Regions from separate parts of the Homo sapiens genome. Here region 1 is linked to region 2. The links are chromatin contacts, found by Hi-C in ENCODE. All regions are on one chromosome and are shown on one strand. The core of a region is the stretch at or near the end of the contact, and the rest is flanking DNA. Distances in the headings are between cores, read along the strand shown. Region 1 holds the start of LRRC32 (leucine rich repeat containing 32). Region 2 overlaps PAK1 (p21 (RAC1) activated kinase 1).

Region 1 (5,074 bases), core at 1,830-4,329, 780 kb before region 2:
ACCGCCCGTTAGAAAGTTAGCATATTCAGAACTGAGTGAAAACCCCTCCGGCAGGGCCTTCCAGGCCACTGGGGAGCATGCCCTGCCTGGCCAGCTCTGCTCTCCAGCCTGCTTCCCCGGTGTCCCCTCTCACATTCTGGGTTCTGGACACCTCATATTTCCTTCAGTTCCCTGAGCAGATTTTCACTGCCCCAAACCTTCACTTTCTCCCCTCTCCTCTTCTGCTAAAGACCTCCTCATCCTTGGGGTCCCAGCTTAGATGGGCCAAGAGGCCTTCTTTGGTTCCCCAAGTCTGGACTATGTCCTCCAGTCCTCCCAGAGCCCCTGAGCTTCCAGTGAGCACAGCACCAAGCCCTCCGTGGCTACTGGGCCCCACCCCCTCCCATGGGAAGTGCCCCTAGAGAGGGGCTCACCATCCTTTAAGATGCATCTCACAGCACACAACAGGTCAGCAGCGGACAGAAAACCGACACTAGGAGTCTCGGTGACATGGGGTCGTTACTGAGAGCAGTTCTCCTTGGCTCTCCCTTCACCTCTCTGCAACGTTCCCTTCACCCATCCATGCCGTCAGTGGGCTCTGACTGCTCTCCCTGAAAGAGACCCCGGATCTTCCTACTTCCCTCTTATCACTGCCACAGACCGAGACGCCACCCCAATCCTGGCCTTGACCACAGCACCCTGACCTCTTATAATCTGTCCTGTACCTAGCAGCCAGAGTGATAATATAAAATCATCTGTCAGATCCTAAACCTCTTCTGTTTGAAAATCTCCAAGAAAATCCAGGCTATCCACAGTCTCCTCTCTGACTCTTGCCCATTTTCCCTTCCCTCACCACATTCCAGCTTTCCTGCTGTTCCTTCAACACAGCAAATTCATTCCTGCCACAGGGCCTTTGCTCCTGCAGTTTCCTCTCCCTGAATGCTCTTCCTCAGCTCCTCACACATGTCATTGTTTTCCCACATTTATCATTTCCTCATCATTTATTTCTTATCATGTGGGAACAGGGGCCTACTAAGTAGGTACTCACTAAAGACTAGTGAACAAGTGGCAAAATCAGGGCAGAAGCTCAGCTGCAGTGGACTGAGTGGTGAGTGCCAGGTGAGGACAAGGAAGGGTCCTAGGCCCTTATTTCCCCTTCCTCTGCCAAACCCCACTCTATCCCCAAGGTGGCCCTGTGCACATCCAGAAGGGATCGTCCCTGCAGCACATGGGCACTCTGTCCTGGCATCTGACGGGAAGGGCCCCTCAGCTGTGGGCCCTCCTCAGTGGTGCCCAAGTACAGGGTGTAGCATTTAAAGACTACTCTCTCTCAAAAAGGAGGACGGTGTCACTTAGACCCAGGCTTGCATCCAAAGCCCACCACTCACCAGCTCTGCTCCCTAAGGTAAGTCCCTTCCTTTCTTGGTGCCCCAGTGTCCTGTCTGCAGGGTAGGCAGCTGGGTTCCAGTTCTGCCACTGGCCAACCCCAACTATTGTGATGATCAGGCAAAGAATGGTGGCGAAGGTGCCCTGCATCCTCACTGTCCTTCCCAGCTGACACAGTGACCCTCGCAGGGCTGAGCATCCCAGGTGAGGTGTGCTCAGTGGGGAGGCCCCAAGCCTGCAGACAAGTGGCCTGGGCAAGAGGAGGCAGGAGAGTCGGACTCTCAGGAGTCCAACTCAGAAAAGTGCCAAAGAATGTGTGTGTGTGTGTGTGTGTGTGTGTGTGTGTGTGTGTGTGAGAGAGAGAGAGAGAGTGAGAGAGAAAGAGCAGGGGTACGGGGGGCAATGACTACTACCACAATAAGCCCACCCCTACATTTAAGGATGTTAGTCTTCTAAGCACTTGACCTATATCATCTCATTTAATTCTCACAATCACCTATTGAGGAAATTACTGTAATTCCCATTTTACGGATGAGAAAACAGTTTCCGGAAAGTGAAGTGACTTACCCCCAGAGTTACCCAGCTCATAAGGGCTTTGGAGCTGGGATTTATCCAGTTCTACATGACCTGAATACTGTGTTTTCTCCAGCACATGCTGAGCCGACTGCCCCCAATAGAACTGTCTTTTTTTTGCCCATGAAGAAAAGGAGGCTCAGAGAAGTGACTTACCCAAAGTCACACAAGGAGAAAATAGCAGGGTCACGATCAGAATCCAGTTCATCTGTCTCCAAAGCAAATGTTCCCACTATACCAAATCAAGGTCTCCTTCCCTAAGCCCTGCCAACGACCCCTCACACGCAGGAGCAGGGCAGACTAGCTCACAGTCTGGCCTCTGAGGTCCTCTCTCCCTCCTCTCGGCCTCAGCTGACTTACTGGCAGAGTGGGGTCCTGGGAGAGCTGCTGCGGACGTTCCTGTCAAGCAGTGAATCACTAAGGGCAAGCCTCGTTCTGGAGACATGTGCATCCCACGGGGGAATTAGACCTTAACCCAAAGGAATGTGGCTGTGATGGCGGAATTTCAGGCAGCTCGGCGTGGGGGTGGGGGCCCCTCACATCTTACCACCCATGAAGAAGGCTGGGTTCAGAGCCCCTTGGAGAGCGGTGGGTGCCCCCTACCCCACTACGAGAAATGGGCAGGCCATCTAGTGCTGTGGGATGGGCAGCCCCACGCCTGGCTGGGATCGGAGCGTTGCAGGAAACCTGAATTCAAATTCCGGTTTGCCCTTGCCTAGCTGTGTGTTCCTGGGCAAGTCACGGTCTTCAGGCCATTGTTTTCCCAGCTGTCAAATGGGAAGGCCGGCCTCACCCCTTTGCGGGAAAGATCCGCCAAGACAGGAGCGCTGGGGAACTCCCAGGGACCGAGGGAGGGTCAGCCCCGGCTCCACGCGCGCAGTGGGGATGGCGGGAGGGGAGTGTTTGGGGGGCGTCCCTTGGGACCAGCCCCCGCCTTGCGCTCGCTAGAGGCGCGCGACAGTGCGCCCCCCGAGGGCCGGCCAGCCTCGCCTGCCCGGCGGCTCCTACCTGGCTCAGCGCGGCCGCAGCTCCTCTCCCGGGCAGTCTCGGCACATTTTGCGCAAACCCGCCCCCGGGTCCCACCCCGCGCCAGACCCCGGGGTCACGGCCCGAGGAGGAGCAGGCCGCTCAGCTGCCCCACCGGAGCCCCCGCGCTCCGGCTGCAATTTAAATACCTCTCCCGCCGGCCCGCCCCGCCACGCCCCCCTCTGGCGAGGCCGTGGGGTCCTAGCGCCTGGCCCCGTGCCTCGGTTTATCCGGAGCCGGCGGGGGCGGAGTGGGGTGGGGCGGCGAAGCATCTTCACCACCCTGGGACCTCGGCCGGGAAGGGGCGGGGGCCCAGTGTGGGGGGATGAGAGGGCGGGAGGGAGAGGGGTTGCAGAGGAAGCGCCGTGGGAGCGAGGCCCATCCCAGCGGCCGCCGCACGTGCAGTTCGCGGCCCCGCGGGGTCCGGAGGGGGGCGCGGTGGCTCTAGGAGCCGCAGGTCCACAGAGGAAATCCGGCCTGGCCCCGATTTCCCAGCTGCTGGCGCCGCCGCACTTAACGCGGGGGCAAACAGGCGAGGTGACGGCGGGGCTGAATGCGGAAGGAAATGACCCTTCGCTGGCCCTGGGGCGGCCGCGGAGGGGGTTCCCCGCACCAAGCCGTCCACTCTGGTGGGTCCTGGCAGGTCACTTTTCCTCTCCGGATTGTGCTCTAGTGTCTGGACCCGTACTCCTCCATCATCTGCGGGACCCTTCAACAGCCTGTGAAACGGCACCATCAAAGTCCTGTTTTCGGATGGAGAAGCTGAGGCTAGGGGTGGGGGCAGTGTGTACACATGAAAACCAATTGTCTGAGACTAGTAAGGTCCCTATTTATAGCTGGGGAACCTGAGGCTCAGAAAAGGTTAAATGGCGTGTCCAAAGTCAACACAGCTAATAAGAATCAGTGATTTGAGCCCAATCTGTTCATAAAGCTAAGTCTGATTCAGTTTGGGCATTATCTTGCCCGAATTTTTAAAGTACTGTGCAAATATGGGGTGGCGGTATTGTCATTTAGATTGGAGGTTGAAGCAGATCTTTCCCAAAGCCACCTCTCTTCTAGATGCCTTGACCCTACCAAATCACAGGTACCCTGCCTTGCTGCCTGTGGACTCTAGTATGCGGGTCCCTAGAAGAGAGGGGCCCTGGCTGTCCTCCAGGTCCTGGTTCCAAGTGTAGAAGGGGCCTCTTCCACAGTGTTTCTCTTCCCTGATCGTCACCAGCCCTGAGAGTGGGGCAGGGTGCCCCATTTTACATGCATGAAAGTGACCACCCAGGGCCTTGTGGCAAATCAGGGTAAGGCTGGGCTCAGAAGCGGGATTCCCTGAAGTCTCTACAGTTACTGCCTTTTCTTACCCCTGTTCAGTCCACTGTGGAGATGGATCTGGGGAGATGGGGTCAACCCAGAGAGGACAAGCCATGATAGCAGGTGCCATAGGGGCCTGACCTAGTCTTAGAAGAGGAAATCAGGGAAGGCTTCCCTAAGGAGGAGGCCTGAGCTGCAGTGAGGGGATGGGCAGGAGGTGCAGGTAAGGAATCTCTCAGCAGGGCCTGCGAAGGGTATCCAAACCTCTTTCCCTTCCCTCCCAGCCACCCAAGGCCTCAGATCTATGTCCACAGGGTCCTAGCTGGTCCATCCAGCCCCCTCTCTGGTCTCTAGTGCTCCATTTGGTCAAATGGAACCTCAGTGCCCCTATCTGTAAAGTGGGAAAGATAGTAGCTACTACTTGGAGTTGGTGCTAGAACTAAGTGCAATGGATCCAGCTGGAGCCTGCACCCAGTGGTTGTTAGGCAACTTCTCACTGCCTTTATTGTGGCAGTTGGTGGATACTCCTATATCCTGTGGGCTTCCTTTTCCAGGTCCCTGTCCAAGGGGCCAAATGTTCAGGAAAGTGCTTTGAAGCTGCCCTGCAGTATGAGCAGAGTGACTGGATCATTCGGGCAGTTCCTGGCCTTGTGTATCAGACCAGCTCCCAGCCATCCAGACCCAGGCTCGCTGAGCACTGCCTCACCCTTCCCGGAGCTGCTACCAAGCAGAAATCACTGGGCCATGGCAGAGCTTCTGCTAGGGCCCAGGAGGGCGGGGCTGGGGCTATGGTGGGCTGGGGGTGAGT
Region 2 (4,649 bases), core at 184-2,683:
TTAGTAGAGACGGGGGTTTCATCATGTTGGCCGGACTGGTCTCAAACTCCTGATCTCAGGTGATCCGCCCACCTCAGCCTCCCAAAGTGCTGGGATTACAGGCGTGAGCCACCATGCCCAGCCAAAATAGATTCATTTTAAAATGCCAAATTACAGAATTGCCTACAGTTGCAATTAAGGCATTAATAACTCTAGGGCTATTTCTTAATACACAATTATGAGAGTACCACAGCTATTTGCTCCTCATTCCACCACACTCCCATTTGAACTCTAGTCCATCACTGCATTAAACACATCTACATACTCAATTTGTGTGTTTTTGATGTGCACAGAAAGAATACTGAATTAGGAGTCAGAAGAATAGTTCCAAACACAACTCAAGCTTTGGAATCAGCAAGCTTGGGTTTGAATCCCAATTCTGTCTGAGTTACCAGCTGTGAGATCAGAAATTAATCATTTAATCTCTCTGGACCTCAATTACCTCATATGTAAAATGGGAGACTCATATGGGAAAAAATGGAAAAATATGTCAGAGACCTGTTGTGAGGATTGGGAATATTTATTAGGCAACTTGCACAGCAGTAAGTTACTCAATGCGTGGTACTTTCCTCTTTTATTGACCACCTGGTATTTGCTACGTATTTCTAACCTTGGAAGGGTTGTTTTGAAGAAGTGTTTAAGGAGAGGTAGAATATACAAATTACATTAATTACAATACAGTACAACACAAAATATAACACAGTACAAATATAATATAAGAAATGATGTCATAGCCATTACAACAGAGTAACACATAAACACTGAAGGAAGAAATACTAATTCTGCCTGGCACAGGAGGACAATGTCAGAGAAGGCATCAGAGACAGATATTTGAACTTGGTCTTGAAGGTTGTTGAGTGTAAGGACAGCAAGCAAAGGAAAACATGTTAAACAAACAAAATGCTATGAGACCCAAGTTAAGGGAACATGAGAAAGAATGTTTGGCTTATTTCAGCAATAGTGTGAAAACTTACAAAGAAGTGATAGGTTATACAGAACCAGAAATAAGATTAGCATGAGGAAGGGACTACCCATGGGAAGTTTTTTGTGGAAAGCAAAGTGGTATAATAGGCAAAAAGAGGTAGTCATTTGAGAAACTCTTGAAACTATTTAGCTGGAGAAGAACAGTAATAAAATCACTATTGTGATTATAAAGAATTGTCATGTGGAGGAAAGGTTGAATTCATTTTGTCTGACCCAAGGGACAGATTTAAGAAGGTGGATAGAAATTAAAAAATGATATTATACAAAAATGGCTAAGGAATATTAATGATATACAGGGTGAGTGTTTGAAATTTAAAAGAAAATGTCCCTCCTGTACGTTTTGAAATTAACCCAGAAAGCTCGAAAGAGAAACTCCTTCAATCTTAGCCTGGGCTAAGAACCCCAGGCTTTCTCTTCCTCTTTGGGGACAAGACTTGACTTGATGGGCCTTTGGTGCAACCAGGTTTGAGGAAGGTGCTTCCACCACTTCCTGAGGCCTTACACAATTCAATTCAACCTCAAAAGGGAACACTAGCCCACACAGAAACAGCTTAAAAAGAAAACTAAAGAAGGCAACGACTTTAAAGGAAACTAGGCAGTGCGCTTAAAGAGAAAAGGGCAATGGGAACAACATGAACATCAGAGGCATCAACTATCTGTTCTCATGTTAATGAAGGAAGGAAGAGCAGCAAGACCATTCAGTTCAACATCTCACTGTACACATAGAGAAACTGAAGCCCAGAAAGGGGATAGGGCAGGTAAAGCCAGGCATGAAAACAACTTAACATAAAACGTTAGAGTTCAGGCAGACTCTTTTATCATCTCACTTTTCCTCAAAATAACACAGTGAAGGAGGTGTTATTTTCCCAATGAGACACGAAGATCTTTAAAGCATTACAATGTTTGTGTTAGTTTTCCTTATGGGTTGCTGGAATGAATAATGCTTTCCTTTTCAATCCTATAGGTAAAAAAAAAAAAAAAAAAAAAATCACCCTAAGGACTGGAGCTTCTCCAGGGAAATAATGTGGACTAGGAAACAGTTTCTCAATACCCTCACCCCAATTCCCCTATTCTATCTAGGACTTTCCAATGTATTACATATTCAATTTTTTAAAAATTCTGTTTTAGCCCCTGTGCTGAGAACAGGGAGCAAAAATTCAATCAGACATGCATCTTCAAGGAGCTTCCCATTCTGAAAGCATAGACAAGCATGACAATCAATGATTATCTTTTAGTCATGAAGACTTGGTTTCAAATCCTGGGTCTGCCCTTTACTAGCTAAGGCAAGTCATTTCCTTTCATCTAAACTTCAGACTCCTTTTCTGCGAAATTGAAGGCAATACCCTCAGTCTAACTCAAAGTATTAACTTGTGAGTATTTGGAAAGATAATTATTTAAAGCACCCAGCAGAATGTCTGATCCACAGTATATATGCTCAGAAGGTATTTACTGAATTAATGGCTTACATAAAAGTATCAATTCTAGGGGTAGAGTTGGGAAGAAAGAACATCCCAGCATTATGTTTTCTCATAACCCTGGACCCACTGAGAGAATGATGTTTACCTGATCATGTGGGTTTCATGCTCCCCAACTCTTGTGCATTAAAGCCACAAATACCACCCCAGCATTAAAAACCCGAAAGAACCTGGCAGGTCCCACACAATGACTAGGGATGAAGGAAATAGCTGTCTGGCCTGACCATATTTGCAAAGGGAAGTAGGCAGCAGAGCAAGGCCTAAAAAACCCAAGACCTGAAATCCTGCAAATCCTTATGATTAAAGACTAGAAAATCCTTGTTAAATACAAATATCTCTGCAAGGTGAAGCTGGGGTGAAGAATTAGGAGCCATTAGGGATTTATGGAACTCTATGGGCCACAGAAGTTCTCCACTTTAGATAGATATTATTTCAAAAAAATACATTGGCATATCTACTGTGGGTCAGGTGTTGAAACAGCAGAGGACTTAGACATGGTTCCAGTTTTTGAGACACTTAGAATAACAGAGACAGAGATCACAATGAAAAATGGTTTCACCACTAAGGTCCTGACATACTGCTATTCAGTGGGCTGCAACTGCCTGCAGAAGTGACCCAAGTTTCCCAGTTACCAAGTTTCCTCCTCCTCTTTTTCAATCCATTTACCACAAAACCTGCCATCTCTAGAGGCCCTTCTCTGGGCAGAAGAGCTTGCCTATGTGCCACAGGAGTTTAGAATGGAAATCTGACTAACAGCAAAGCTCATACCTTACACCACCTATAGCCTCTGGAATCAAACTCCACAAAACACTTTAAAACCACAGAACAAGAAGTTCTGATGTATTTATTTTAAGACTTTAGGGAAACCATTTGAGAAGACAGAACTAAGTCTTCTGAGAATATCTCAAACATTTACTGACTACCTATTATGTTCCAGCCACCACTTTGATTCTTTATAATGGGGTTCAAGACATGCTACCCCAAAATATGACATCTTAGCATATGAGAAAACAGCAGACGCAAGAAAGTATTCTCACTCTCAGCTTCCCCTCACCCTTCTCCCCTGAAGCAGGTAATCAGATCCTCATTCAAGAGGTACCCTCCTTATTCCCAGAGGAAAGCCTCATTTTTCTCTGAAGACACAGGGACATACAGAAAAATCTGAACAAACCAGCCTTGCTAAGTTCCCTCCAACCCTGATCCTATTACCATTACATCATACCGCCTTTGTCCAATCATATTTCTCCAAGACTACCCACTTCTTCCATCAAACCTAAACATAAAAATACACAAGTTTGCCTGTTTCTTTGCATCCTCATTTCCTTATGAAGGCTCCTATGTCATGTAAAACTTGTATTAAATATATTTGCTTGCTTTTCTCTCGTTAATGTCTTTTGTTTTTTTTTGTTTTTTTTTTGAGACGGCGTCTTGCTCTGTCGCCCAGGCTGGAGTGCAGTGGCACGATTTCTGCTCACTGCAAGCTCCGCCTCCTGGGTTCATGCCATTCTCCTGCCTCAGCCTCCCGAGTAGCTGGGACTACAGGCGCCACCACCACGCCCGGCTAATTTTTTGTATTTTTAGTAGAGACGGGGTTTCACCATTTTGGTCAGGCTGTCTCGAACTCCTGACCTCAGGTGATCCGCCTGCCTCGGCCTCCCAAAGTGCTGGGATTACAGGCGTGAGCCACCACGCCCGACCTCTCTCGTTAATGTCTTTTGCTACAGGAGCCTCAGCCATGAACATAGCAATGGGAAAAATATTTCTTTTCCCCTACATTTATATATATTAATGTCCTCAAAACAACCCTGTAAGAGAGCTATTATTGTCTCAATTTTACAAAGAAAAAACTACGTTCACAGAAATTAAGTGACTTGCCCAAAATCACACAGTTAATAAGTGATGGAGCTAAAAATTCATAAGTAAATTGGCCACGTCCACTTTAAAGTCTTCATTTCATTTTTTCCCCTGCATCTCACATTTCATTCTAATGATAACGCTGTGAGGCAGAGTATCAACATAATTTCATTTTATAAATAGGAAACTGGTGCTTAAGGAAGTGATATTACTTTCTGAGAAACAGGTCAGTAAGTAGCAGAGCCACAGTTTGTACCCAGATCTCATGCCCTCAAATCTGCACTCTTTACACTACCC

Evidence for each region. Hi-C counts contacts between places; a loop is a spot of excess contacts on that map. Pooled maps may share reads with other maps.
Region 1: a loop to region 2 is called in a map with no recorded cell type, with 5 times the contacts of the local background. The contact joins the promoter of LRRC32 here to the enhancer-like site in region 2. A Hi-C loop is called at or near these places in 2 of 37 single-sample maps with no recorded cell type and 4 of 50 pooled maps.

The regions. Positions count from the first base shown.
Region 1 is chr11:76,667,668-76,672,741 of GRCh38, forward strand. LRRC32 (leucine rich repeat containing 32) reads right to left here and starts at 3,080. Exons shown (of 3, transcript NM_001128922.2): 1 at 2,947-3,080. RefSeq lists silencers at 2,835-2,964, 3,025-3,224, 4,957-5,074.
Region 2 is chr11:77,447,703-77,452,351 of GRCh38, forward strand. The region is part of intron 1 of PAK1 (p21 (RAC1) activated kinase 1); the gene reads right to left. Among named protein-coding and RNA genes, the nearest start is that of PAK1, 24 kb to the right of the region's middle. RefSeq lists enhancers at 1,013-1,783, 1,363-1,792. Within about 2 kb of position 1,434, at least 3 of the 41 ENCODE cell types and tissues checked have a DNase peak (open chromatin) inside an H3K27ac peak, as active enhancers do.